Linked DNA regions of Homo sapiens: region 2 is linked to region 1. Evidence: read pairs that join two places in POLR2A ChIA-PET (ENCODE). Cell type or tissue: IMR-90. All regions are shown on one strand. Links, peaks and the distances in the headings refer to the core of each region. The heading gives the core; the rest is flanking DNA.

What was found. Peaks named below come from ENCODE experiments on the same cell type or tissue, not always from the same donor. Only the 100,000 strongest peaks of a DNase experiment are listed, where the experiment ranks them.
Region 2: POLR2A ChIA-PET joins it to region 1 with 14 read pairs; 2 of 35 experiments call an interaction of 5 or more read pairs at or near these places.

Annotation. Positions count from the first base shown.
Region 1 is chr7:32,788,071-32,793,452 of GRCh38, reverse strand. No RefSeq gene overlaps it. Among named protein-coding and RNA genes, the nearest start is that of LINC00997, 32 kb to the right of the region's middle. RefSeq lists a silencer at 766-955 and an enhancer at 4,903-5,382. In IMR-90, for the core only: no CTCF peak of the experiment used is centred there; a DNase peak (open chromatin) is centred at 2,522.
Region 2 is chr7:32,850,354-32,855,735 of GRCh38, reverse strand. No RefSeq gene overlaps it. Among named protein-coding and RNA genes, the nearest start is that of KBTBD2, 39 kb to the left of the region's middle. In IMR-90, for the core only: no CTCF peak of the experiment used is centred there; no DNase peak of the experiment used is centred there.

The sequences.
Region 1 (5,382 bases), core at 280-5,279:
CCATTGTGGAAGTCAGTGTGGCGATTCCTCAGGGATCTAGAACTAGAAATACCATTTGACCCAGCCATCCCATTACTGGGTATATACCCAAAGGACTATAAATCATGCTGCTCTAAAGACCCATGCACACGTATGTTTATTGTGGCACTATTCACAATAGCAAAGACTTGGAACCAAGCCAAATGTCCAACAATGATAGACTGGATTAAGAAAATGTGGCACATATACACCATGGAATACTATGCAGCCATAAAAAAGGATGAGTTCGTGTCCTTTGTAGGGACATGGATGAAGCTGGAAACCATCATTCTCAGCAAACTATCGCAAGGACAAAAAACCAAACACCGCATGTTCTCACTCATAGGTGGGAATTGAACAATGAGAACACATGGACACAGGAAGGGGAACATCACACTCTGGGAACTGTTGTGGGGTGGGGGGAGGGGGGAGGGAGATATACCTAATGTTAAATGATGAGTTACTGGGTGCAGCACACCAACATGGCACATGTATACATATGTAACTACCCTGCACGTTGTGCGCATGTACCCTACAACTTAAAGTATAATTAAAAAAAAATTAAGAATACATGAGACGTAACACCTCCAGGGATACTTTTTTTTTGTTTTTTTGGTTTTTTTTTTTTTTGAGATGGAGTCTTGCTCTTGTTTCCCAGTCTGGAGTGCAGTGGCACGATCTCAGCTCACTGCAAGCTCCGCCTCCCGGGTTCACGCCATTCTCCTGCCTCAGCCTCCTGAGTAGCTGGGACTACAGGCACCCGCTACCACGCCCGGCTAATTTTTTGTATTTTTAGTGGAGGCGGGGTTTCACCACGTTAGCCAGGATGGTCTGGATCTCCTGACCTCGTGATCCTCCCACCTTGGCCTCCCAAAGTGCTGGGATTATAGGCGTGAGCCACCGCGCCCGGCCACCTCCAGGGATACTTTCATAAAATTTTTCTTGTGGAAAATGTCAAGCATTGACACAAATAGGAGATTAGTAAAATAAACCGCTGCGTGCCCACCACCCAGCTTCAGCAGTGAACACCCAGACAATCCTGTTTTGGTCACTCCCCACTCCCACCCCCACGTCAGTTACCCCTCCTCCCACATTATGATTTTTCAAAAAGGTTTGTTGAAGTATGATGTTCATACACATGTATACATATACACAGGCACAGAAAAGCATATGCTATAAAATTAAAGCACAGTGAATTTTCATAACCCAAAGCCATTTGTGTAAATGCAAATCCCAGATACCCACCTCGTCCTATCTACTGGTCACTATCTCCACCCTCCGCCCCACTCTCCTCACCTCAACAGCATGGGTTTGTGATTTTCTTTTTGCTTTTGTACTTCATGTAAATGAAATCATACTCATCCTGTATTATTTGAAGCTAATCCCACAATCATATCATTGTATTCATAAATATTTCAATATGTGTCTCCAAAAGATAAGAACTTTAAAAAAATGACCACAATACTGTTATATAATTAGATTTCTACCCTCTGTATTTCCCTATTCAATCTTGGCTGCCACAATCAGACAGACAGAAAATGTAAGGTCACTTTTTTCTTGCATCTGCAGGGGAAACCTTAGCAGCAGATAGTAATTATTCTAGTCTGTCAAATAGACGCAAATATAATTGAATTTTTAAAGAGATGTGTTGTTAATGCCAACATATCACTATCTGTGGGAATGAGTGGAGGAGATAGTTGTGAGGGTCATTTACTGCCAGCAGTGTAAGTTGGGGCATGGGGCAGGTTGTTTACTGCACCATGTTCTCCTCTGCCCCTTCGTGAGGTTTTAGACACACCAGATTCAACAATGACAGGGCTGGGGATCAAATGTCTCCACTCACACCTGTGCTGGTTGCTGATGTTTATTCTGTAGTGTGTTTCTCCTAAGGTAGTTACAGAAAGTCCTCTTTGGAGAATTGAAGAGCTGGAATTGGGGAAAACTGATCCTGGTTATGACTTCAGGTGAGGATATATCTGCTTGTCCTGCTGTCCTTGATGACTGCACCGTAGAGGAAGAATGTATCTTTTGAGCATTCATGTCAAGGATCCTTGACTGGAGAAATCCCTCTACAGCTGCACTCAGGGCATCTTGTAAAATGTATGGGTAAAGCAGAGATCTGCTGAGGTTCTTCACTTGTCAGAGACGTAAGTGCCCTTGACTCAAACGCTCCAGCACCCCACCCCTGGAAGCTTCTAGAGCCCTTGCCCTAATGTTGGTTCTATTCTAAGTCCATGAATGGAGCCTCTTGTTCCAGTCATGTCAGCTGTGGAACTCAGTTCTGCCAGATTTTCACAGAAAATGCAATCACACTAGCATTGTGTGAGCCATTGGCTTAAGGCTGAGAGTGCAAGTCAGAGGCCACACCACCTCCCAGACAGCCTCCTCCAGCTCCAGACTTCTTCCCCCACCAGAAAGAACCTAGGGGCTCATTCCCTCAGGAGCAAACACATTCCTCTCTTCCCCAGGGTGAGTCGTCCCACTGCCTTTCTTTCCAAATCCCCTGCCCGCAGACTCTCAGCCAGTTTTCAGACTGACTTGTCAATGATTCACGTTCAAATATTACAGAAGTCATAATAAGTGGTCAACAAATATTTCCAGAATTAAACTCTCCCTGCACGTTGGCTATTAAAAGAGGAAAGAAACTAACATTTGCTGGGTGCTGTTATATGCCAATCATGATGCTACAGTCTCTCACAAATAATATCTTATGTAATTCTCACAACAGCCTTGTGAAGAAGGCACTATTATCCCTAGTTGGAAAGAAAAGGAAACTGGATGGATGCAGTGGCTCATGCCTGTAATCCCAGCATGCTGGGAGGCCGAGGTTGGTGGATCACTTGAGGTCGGGAGTTTGAGACCAGCCTGGCCAACATGGTGAAATCCCATCTCTACTAAAAATACAAAAAATTAGCCAGATGTGGTGGTGCACACCTGTAATTCCAGCTACTCAGGAGGCTGAGGCATGAGAATCACTTGAGCCCAGGCGGTGGAGGTTGCAGTGAGCTGAGATTCTGCCATTGCACTCCAGCCTGGGAGGCAGAGCACGACCATCTCAAAATAAATAAATAAAAGGAAATTGATGCTCAGAGGGATGAAGTGATTTGCTGCAGCCGTTCCAGACATCACTCCAGACCCTTAATATTCAGTGTCACTCCCTCAAGAGCCAGGGACCTTCCCAGCAGTTTCTCCCTCTCAAAAAAGTCTTCCCCTCAGGCTGCCTCCAGTCAGAAGTGAAGCAGAGAATGAAGAATCTCAGTATTCATAACAAATATTTGTCTCAATGGCTGAAGGGGAGAAAAAAGCAGACATCTTCTCTAACCATCTGGCCCCAACCCTGAGTCTTCAGAGCAGGCCCACATTGTCACTGCATCCTGAGGAGGGTGGGTGGCGATGGGGTCTGTGGGAGCTGGACGATGGTCGTGATCAAGAAATCCATTGAGTAGATACTGTTATCATCCCTACTAGATGAGAGGAAACTGGGCTTAGTGAAGGACAGTAACATGCCTGAGTGTTCAGTGCCAGACTCAGATTTTGAATCCAGTTCTTTCTCACTCCAGAAACTTGTTCTTCACCAGTGTGAAGCACTCACGCTGGACTCATACCAGATCTTCTCCCCTCCTGCCCCAGGGAGAGCAACAGCAGACTCAGCCCTGGCATGATGGGGCTCTGGCTTGAGAGGGGTCTAGGGTCCCCAGTGAGAGCCCTGGCACCAGGCACAGGGCGACCTGCAGCACAGGGGAGCCTCCGCACAGCAGCCTCTCCTCCCCACCATGTTGATATCAACCTCAGTTTCCTTGCTCAGCTCTTTCATTTCCTGCTGACTAGAGCCCTATCCTGAATGCATGCCCAGCCCCCCAGCCCCGATCTCCTCCTTAACTCCTGTGGAAAAAAAAAGTCAATATATTAATTTAATAGAGCGAAATGAGTGTTCATTTACAAAAGCCAGCCGTGCAGTCTGCTAGTCAGAATGAAGAGTGTATTGAAACAAACACATACGAAGACTCTCCAGAAGAAAGGAAGGGGACAGCACGCCTCGCTGGGAGGCATTGCGTTTTTAGGAAACCCACACACGGAATCTGAGCTAAGCCTCTCTGGGAGTCCAAATATGTCATAATCTGCTCCCCAGCACTCACAAAATCATATTTTCTTTATGAACAGAATAAGTGTTTATTATAGAAAGTCAACTGAGAAAGGAATAAAGAAGAAAAACCTCTATCATCCTACAACTCAGATATATGCGCATGTGTGTGTGTGTTTATAGAATCGGAGTTATACATTTATTATATACCACAATGTATATTGCTTATATATTTACAAAATTGGACACAAACTCTTAGCTATCTTTTGTGAAGTCATTTTTAATATTTGGATAGTTGCATTGTTTTGTGTAGATCAATATTTTCCAAATTTGGCCGTGCTTCACAATTGTCTGGGGGTTGAAACATTTTTGCAAATTCCTAGGCTCTTTCCTACATGTTATTGCATCAGAATTTCTAGGTTTAGAAGTCTGCCTTCTTTGCCGGGTGCGGTGGCTCACACTTGAAATCCCAGCACTTTGGGAGGCTGAGGCAGGTGGATCATTTGAGGTCAGGAGTTTGGGACCAGCCTGGCCAACATGGTGAAACCCCGTCTCTACTAAAAATACAAAAAATTAGCCAGGCATGGTGGTGGGCAACTGTAATCCCAGCTACTGGGGAGGCTGAGGCAGAAGAATTGCTTGAACCTGGGAGGTGGAGGCTGCAGTGAGCCAAGGTCGCACCATCGCCCTCCAGCCTGGGCAACAAGAGTAAACTCTGTCTCAAAAAAAAAAAAAAAAAAAGAAAAGAAAAGAAAAAGAAGAAGTCTGCCTTCTTATAGCCCTCCCTGGTGATTCTGATGCAGGCCATCCTGCTGTGACCCATTTTGGGAACCACCGGTGTCCATGTGCCCTGGTAAGCAGTGAGAAGTGGCACCAGGCACAGGGCCACCTGCAGCACAGGGTGAGAGCTGTCACCTTGGAAGAGCCCAGGAAGGTACACCTGGCCAAATACCCTTCCAGTTCTCTCTTTGAGGGCAGAGCATTAGCGCAGCCTCCTGGAGCTTACAGGGAGGGATGACCCTGGGAAAGAAGAAAGGCTTATTGAAATGTATAGGGACCTGGGTCTTCCTATTTGCATAAAAGGAAGGAATGTGTGACCTCACTGTGGTCATTTCTCATAAGATATAGTCTACCTCCCACCTTGGTTCTTCACTTTGTACTTAATACCACCACAAATAGCCTTTTATTTTGGGTGACAGCTCTGCTTCATTCATCTTCTCCAACTCTTTCCTAAGGGCTGGGCCCTGCTGCCTCTTCTGGGTGTCTGTTTTGAAGTGACGACT
Region 2 (5,382 bases), core at 247-5,246, 62 kb before region 1:
GACCTGCTATGTGCAGCGTAGAGCTAGTCAAGCAGATAAATAAAGAGGGGACTAGAAGTGAGGCATTGCAGGTGCTAGGGGAGCACAGAGGAGGATTCCCAGCTGAGTGGAAGGAAGAGGGGGTAAGGACTAGTTACTGGGCAGGTAACACCTGTCACCTGACCAATGAGTGAGAGATGCCAAGTGCCAAGTCTTCAGTGAAAGCAAAGGCTGAAGCAGGGAGGCATGGGAGGGAACAATGGCTTCTTTCTCCAGCTAATGTGGGTCAGTTCTTAGAATTTCCAGCACAGACGTCCATCTCAATTGGTCCAGACCTCCCTGCCTGAACTTGAGTCTCAGGAGCTGTCCACCCTTACTCTATCAAATATAATCAATTCAAGGGTCCTCTGCTGTTGCAAAATTTAAACAGCCTGACTCTTTAGGGCTGTACTGTCCCATGTGGTAGCCACTAGCCACATGTGGCTATTTAAACTTAAATTTAAATTAATTGAATTTAAATAAAATTAAAAGTATTTCTCGATCACACTAGCCACATTTCAAGGGTTTGATAAGAACTTGTGGCTTGTGCCCACTTTACTGACAGCACAGTTGTAGAACGCTGCCATTGTTGCAGAAAGGTCTATTGGATTCCACTGCCCTAGGGCTTCTTTGCCTTCCCAGGCCTGGAACTCCGGCCTGGATGTAAACAGCATTTCCTCTCTGGCCAGTTTCCCATTCTTCCCTGATTTTTAGTCTCCCCTGGTTCCCAGTCTGAGGAGTCTGAGTCTGGGCTGCTCTCTTCTCAGTGTTTCAGCCCCGCTGCCCTGCTCACCTCTTGACCCTCATAGGTGACATCAGGCTGCCACGCATTTTTCCAAGCTCTTCTCCCAGCCCATATTCCTCAGCAAGCTGTTCAGCTGAGTACTGTCTTGTTCTTCCCCAGCCAAGCAGTCTAAATGGCAGTTCTTCAAATGAAACCTAGATTTTCTCTCCCCAAGAGATGAAAGCTCCACCAGAGGGTTTGAGACATGCTTCTGCCCCTTATGGGGTGATTCGAATAACTTTGGGCAAATCACTGAACCCTTCAGCAAAGCACAGAAATACATCAGAAGGACATGATGAAGTTTCCATAATCCTACAAAGTTCCCTTCATGGTCCTTGGTCTACATTCTCTTCCTGTGAGATGGTAGTCAGAAATCCTCCTGGCTTCTCCAGTGAAGGCATGCCACATCTTATTGAAGGCTCTACCTGTCAACCCTTTCCTTTCACATCACTCCTCTTCCCTGCCTTAACATGCACTCCAGTCTGACTCGAGTCTCACATATGCCACGTGTTCCTCTGGGGACCCGTGGAGGCCTTGCCTTGCCCAGAAGTCATCCTGGGTGGGATAGTGCTCCTGGTTTGTGGAGAGCTGAGTGACAGTTCTTGGCCAGGACAGAGGCTGCTCCTGTCCCATTGGCTCAACTATCTTTTTGCTGCCTGTTTGCTGCTTCAGAATGCAGTGTGTCCAGAGTCCTGACATCACCCCCTAACATTAGACCCACATCAAAGTGGACATCTATTAAGAAGAATGCTGTGCCTTCTCCATTCAGCCTCCTTAAGGGGAGGCTTTCCACAAAGGTGTTGACAATAATGGTGTCTATGTATAGGATCCCATTGATGTGAGTGTTGAGCATTGCATTGGGTTTCTTGTCGCTGCCTCTCACAACAACACTGCAAGCTAAGTAGTATTGATTCCATACGTTCCGATGAGGAAACTGAGGCTCGCAGAAGTTCAGGATTTCAGATAGTAAATGGCCAAGCTAGAATTAGAAGCTGGGTGCACCTGGCTCATGACTTTGACCTTTCCGTTGGCCCAGCCTCTCTCTACTGCTGATTGAGAGGGGCTTAGTGTGTTATGCTTTCAGGAGAATTTGCTTTCTTTTTCAGAAGTACTGGAAATGAGTCTTAAAGACTGTCTTTCTAATGATGGGTTTATAGACACCTGGATAGGCAAGGGAGTCATATTTTGGGGCAGCAATCTGCTTGGTATCCTTCAGCCAACCTCCCAATGACCCTGTGTGGGCATCAGAGAGCCCCAGCCTCCCACACCTCTGCTTAGGGCCAAGCCAAAGGTCCTGAGTCAGAGCTGAGAGATGGAGTCACATATTGCCCCCTAAAGTAGGAATGCCCTCCAATCCTTTTCCACGCAGGGTGAGATCCCAAAGTCAGGGCAAAATAAGGGGCAAGGAGAGGCGGGGTAAAGGGAGAAATCAATAAAGGAGTCTGTTTTTCTTAAAAAAAAAAAAAAAAAGTCCTTTGCACAACATGATAAAGCCTCCTGGCTTCAGGAAACTGATTCTGGCAGAAATCTTGGTTCAGCTTGATTCTTTTGGTTCCCATAGGGGTCTTTGGGTGATAATAAAAGCTCTGTGTCTGGAGCAAACATAGAGCCACAACAATTATTTGCAAAGTGAATGTCTAGTCATCTGGAACCAGAAATAAATTCAGCATGAGTATCAAAAGCAAAAGTCAAGGGGCATAAAGACACTTAACTAGAAACACCTATATGCCCTCCTGTGTGTAAGCATACCCAGAGAAGTCCTGGGCTCTTTATCTGTCATTGGAGTATGGTGCTTTCCTGCCTGGGTGTGTGTTCGGCTGATGACACCATACCATTTCAGCCTCCTCCCCGTCTGCTGCTATCATGGGTAGGATGTAAAGAACCAGGATTCATTACATTTGGACTATAAACTTTTGCATACAGTACTTCAATGCAAATGTCCTAACAGCCATATGAGATTCTCATTATTTCTTGTACACATTTCACTCAGGAGGCAATGTGATTTCAAGAACGTAATTGACTTGTGCTGGTTCACACAGCTAAGTGTTGAGCAGATTCAGTATATCCCCAAGCCCATGGTGAATGCGGTTTCTTGGTTAGGACCCAGGGACCAATTTTTTAATTTCAGCTGTACTACTAAATATTAGTGTGAGCTTGGGAAAATCTCTTCCCCTCCCAGAGCCTCAGTTTCTTCATTTGTAAAAAAGAAGATATTGGCTTCAATTTTGTCAGCAAACACTTTCTTCTAATAATCTGTGGTTTTATTATCCTACATAGCCACTGCTGGCCTCATAAATAAGACACTATAAACGAACTCACATCACATGTATTTTTCTGCAAATTATATACACATATTTTTGCTCAACATCTTCCTGAGTCATCCATGCTGTTGCCTATTGCTATTTTACCATTTTACATATTTGATAGGATCATACTGGATGATTATACTCAATGTCTTTATCCTCTCTACTATTTACTCCAGACACACATTCAAGTGATTTCTGGGTTTTCTGCTTTTTTGAACAATGCAGCTGTGAGCATGTTAAACATGCTCCTGGTGCATACACGTAGGAATTTTTCTGGGGTATGTATCTAAGGAGTGGAGATGCTGGGTTGTATTTATTAGGTAATGCCATTTATTTCCAAAGTAGTTACCCTCCACTGGGAGTAAAGGAGAGTTCATGATGTTCCACGTTTCTCAATACTTAAAAATTTTGCCAATGTTATAAATTATAAATATTGTTTCATTTTGCATTTCCCTAATTATGAATAGGTTGGGTTTTTTTTTAATGTTTATGAGCTGTTTGTATTTCTTTTTTGGTGAAATGTCCGTGTCTTTGGAGTTTTTCTAAAGGATTCTTTGCATTTTCTTACTGTTTGCAGTTCTCTATTCTCTAATCTTTTGTCAGGTACTCAAGTTGCAAATATCTTGAATGCATCGTGGCTTACCTCATTCTCTTTTTGATATCTTGTAGTGAACAGAAGTTATTAACCATAACAGTGAATTTATTGATCTTTTACAGGTAGTGTTTTTTGGGTCTCAGGAAGTCCTTCTTTAAGGAAATCTCCTTGAGAAGGTAAAGATATTATCCTATATTGTCTTCTAAGTTTTACAATATTGCTTTTCATGTTTAGATATTTGATTCATCTGGGGAGTTTTATTTTTGTGTATAATGTGAAGTAGGGACTCAATACCATTGTTTTTGATATGGATAATCAATTATCACAGCCTCATTTATTAAATGTATGCACACTTGCTCCCAAGCCATCTATTCTGCTCTATTAGTCAATTTTTAAAATATTCCTGTGCCAATACTTCTACAGGTCTTGTAATAAACCTTGACATCTTATAGGAAAAATGCCCTTATCTTATGTTCTTCTGACTTATCTTGATTATTCTTTACCTATAAAAATTTTACATTGTTTGTCGGGCTCCATAAAAAGTCTTACTGAAATTTTGATTAAAACTTTAGATAAATTTGAGAACTGATATTTTTATATCTTGTTAACTTTATTGCTAGGTTCTTGTTTACATTTTTATTAATGATTGCAATAGACATGCAATTTTCCTTTATTGCATTGACCCTACTGTGCTCTTGGTATTAATGTTGCAGTCATCTAAAGAACTGAGTTTATTTGCTATTTTTTGGATGTTTGTGTAAGACTGGAATAATCCATATCTTGAATGTTTGGTAGGAATAGCTTATAACACTGGATATGTTGTTTTCTTCAAGGGAAGATTTTAAAAAGTTGTTAATCCAACTTCTTTCTGGGGGATGACTGTTATTTCTAATTTCTATTTCTTCTTGGTTCAGCTCTGTTTTTTCTAGAAATTTAGACATTTTATCAAAGTGTCCAAATTTATTGACAAAGTTTGTTTATAATATCCCCATTACCTGTTTACTCTCTGCAGCTTCTGTAATTTGCCATTCCTTATCTTTTACACCTTCTCTCTTATCTCCTGATTAAGGTTTCAAATAACCAACTGATATGGTTTGGCTGTGTCCTCACCCAAATCTCATCTTGAATTCCCACATGTTGTGAGAGGGACCCTGGTGGGCAGTAATTGAATCATGGAGGCAGGTCTTTCCCATGCTGTTCTCGTGATAGTGAATAAGTCTCATGAGATCTGATGGTTTTATAAGGTGGAGTTTCCCTGCACAAGCTCTCTGTCTGCTGACATCCACGTAAGATGTGACTTCCTCCTCCTTGCCTTCGGCCATGATTGTGAGGCCTCCCCAGCCATGTGGAACTTAAGTCCATTATACCTCTTTTGTAAATTGCGCAGTCTCAAGTATGTCTTTATCAGCAGTGTGAAAAAGGACTAATACACCAACTTTGACTTTGTTGATCTGTTTTCTGTTTCATCAATTTCTGCTCATTATTCCCTTCAAATTGGGGTGGGGGAACTATTCTGTTATTTATATTCCTGATACAGATATTTATTGATTTTTGGCTTAATGAATGCATTTTAGGCTAAAGGCCAAAAAAAAAACTCTAGAACTGCTTTAGTCATATTCCACACACAATTTGTAGCATATAATTGTTCTATTTTTTCTCAAATTTTCATCATAAATTAT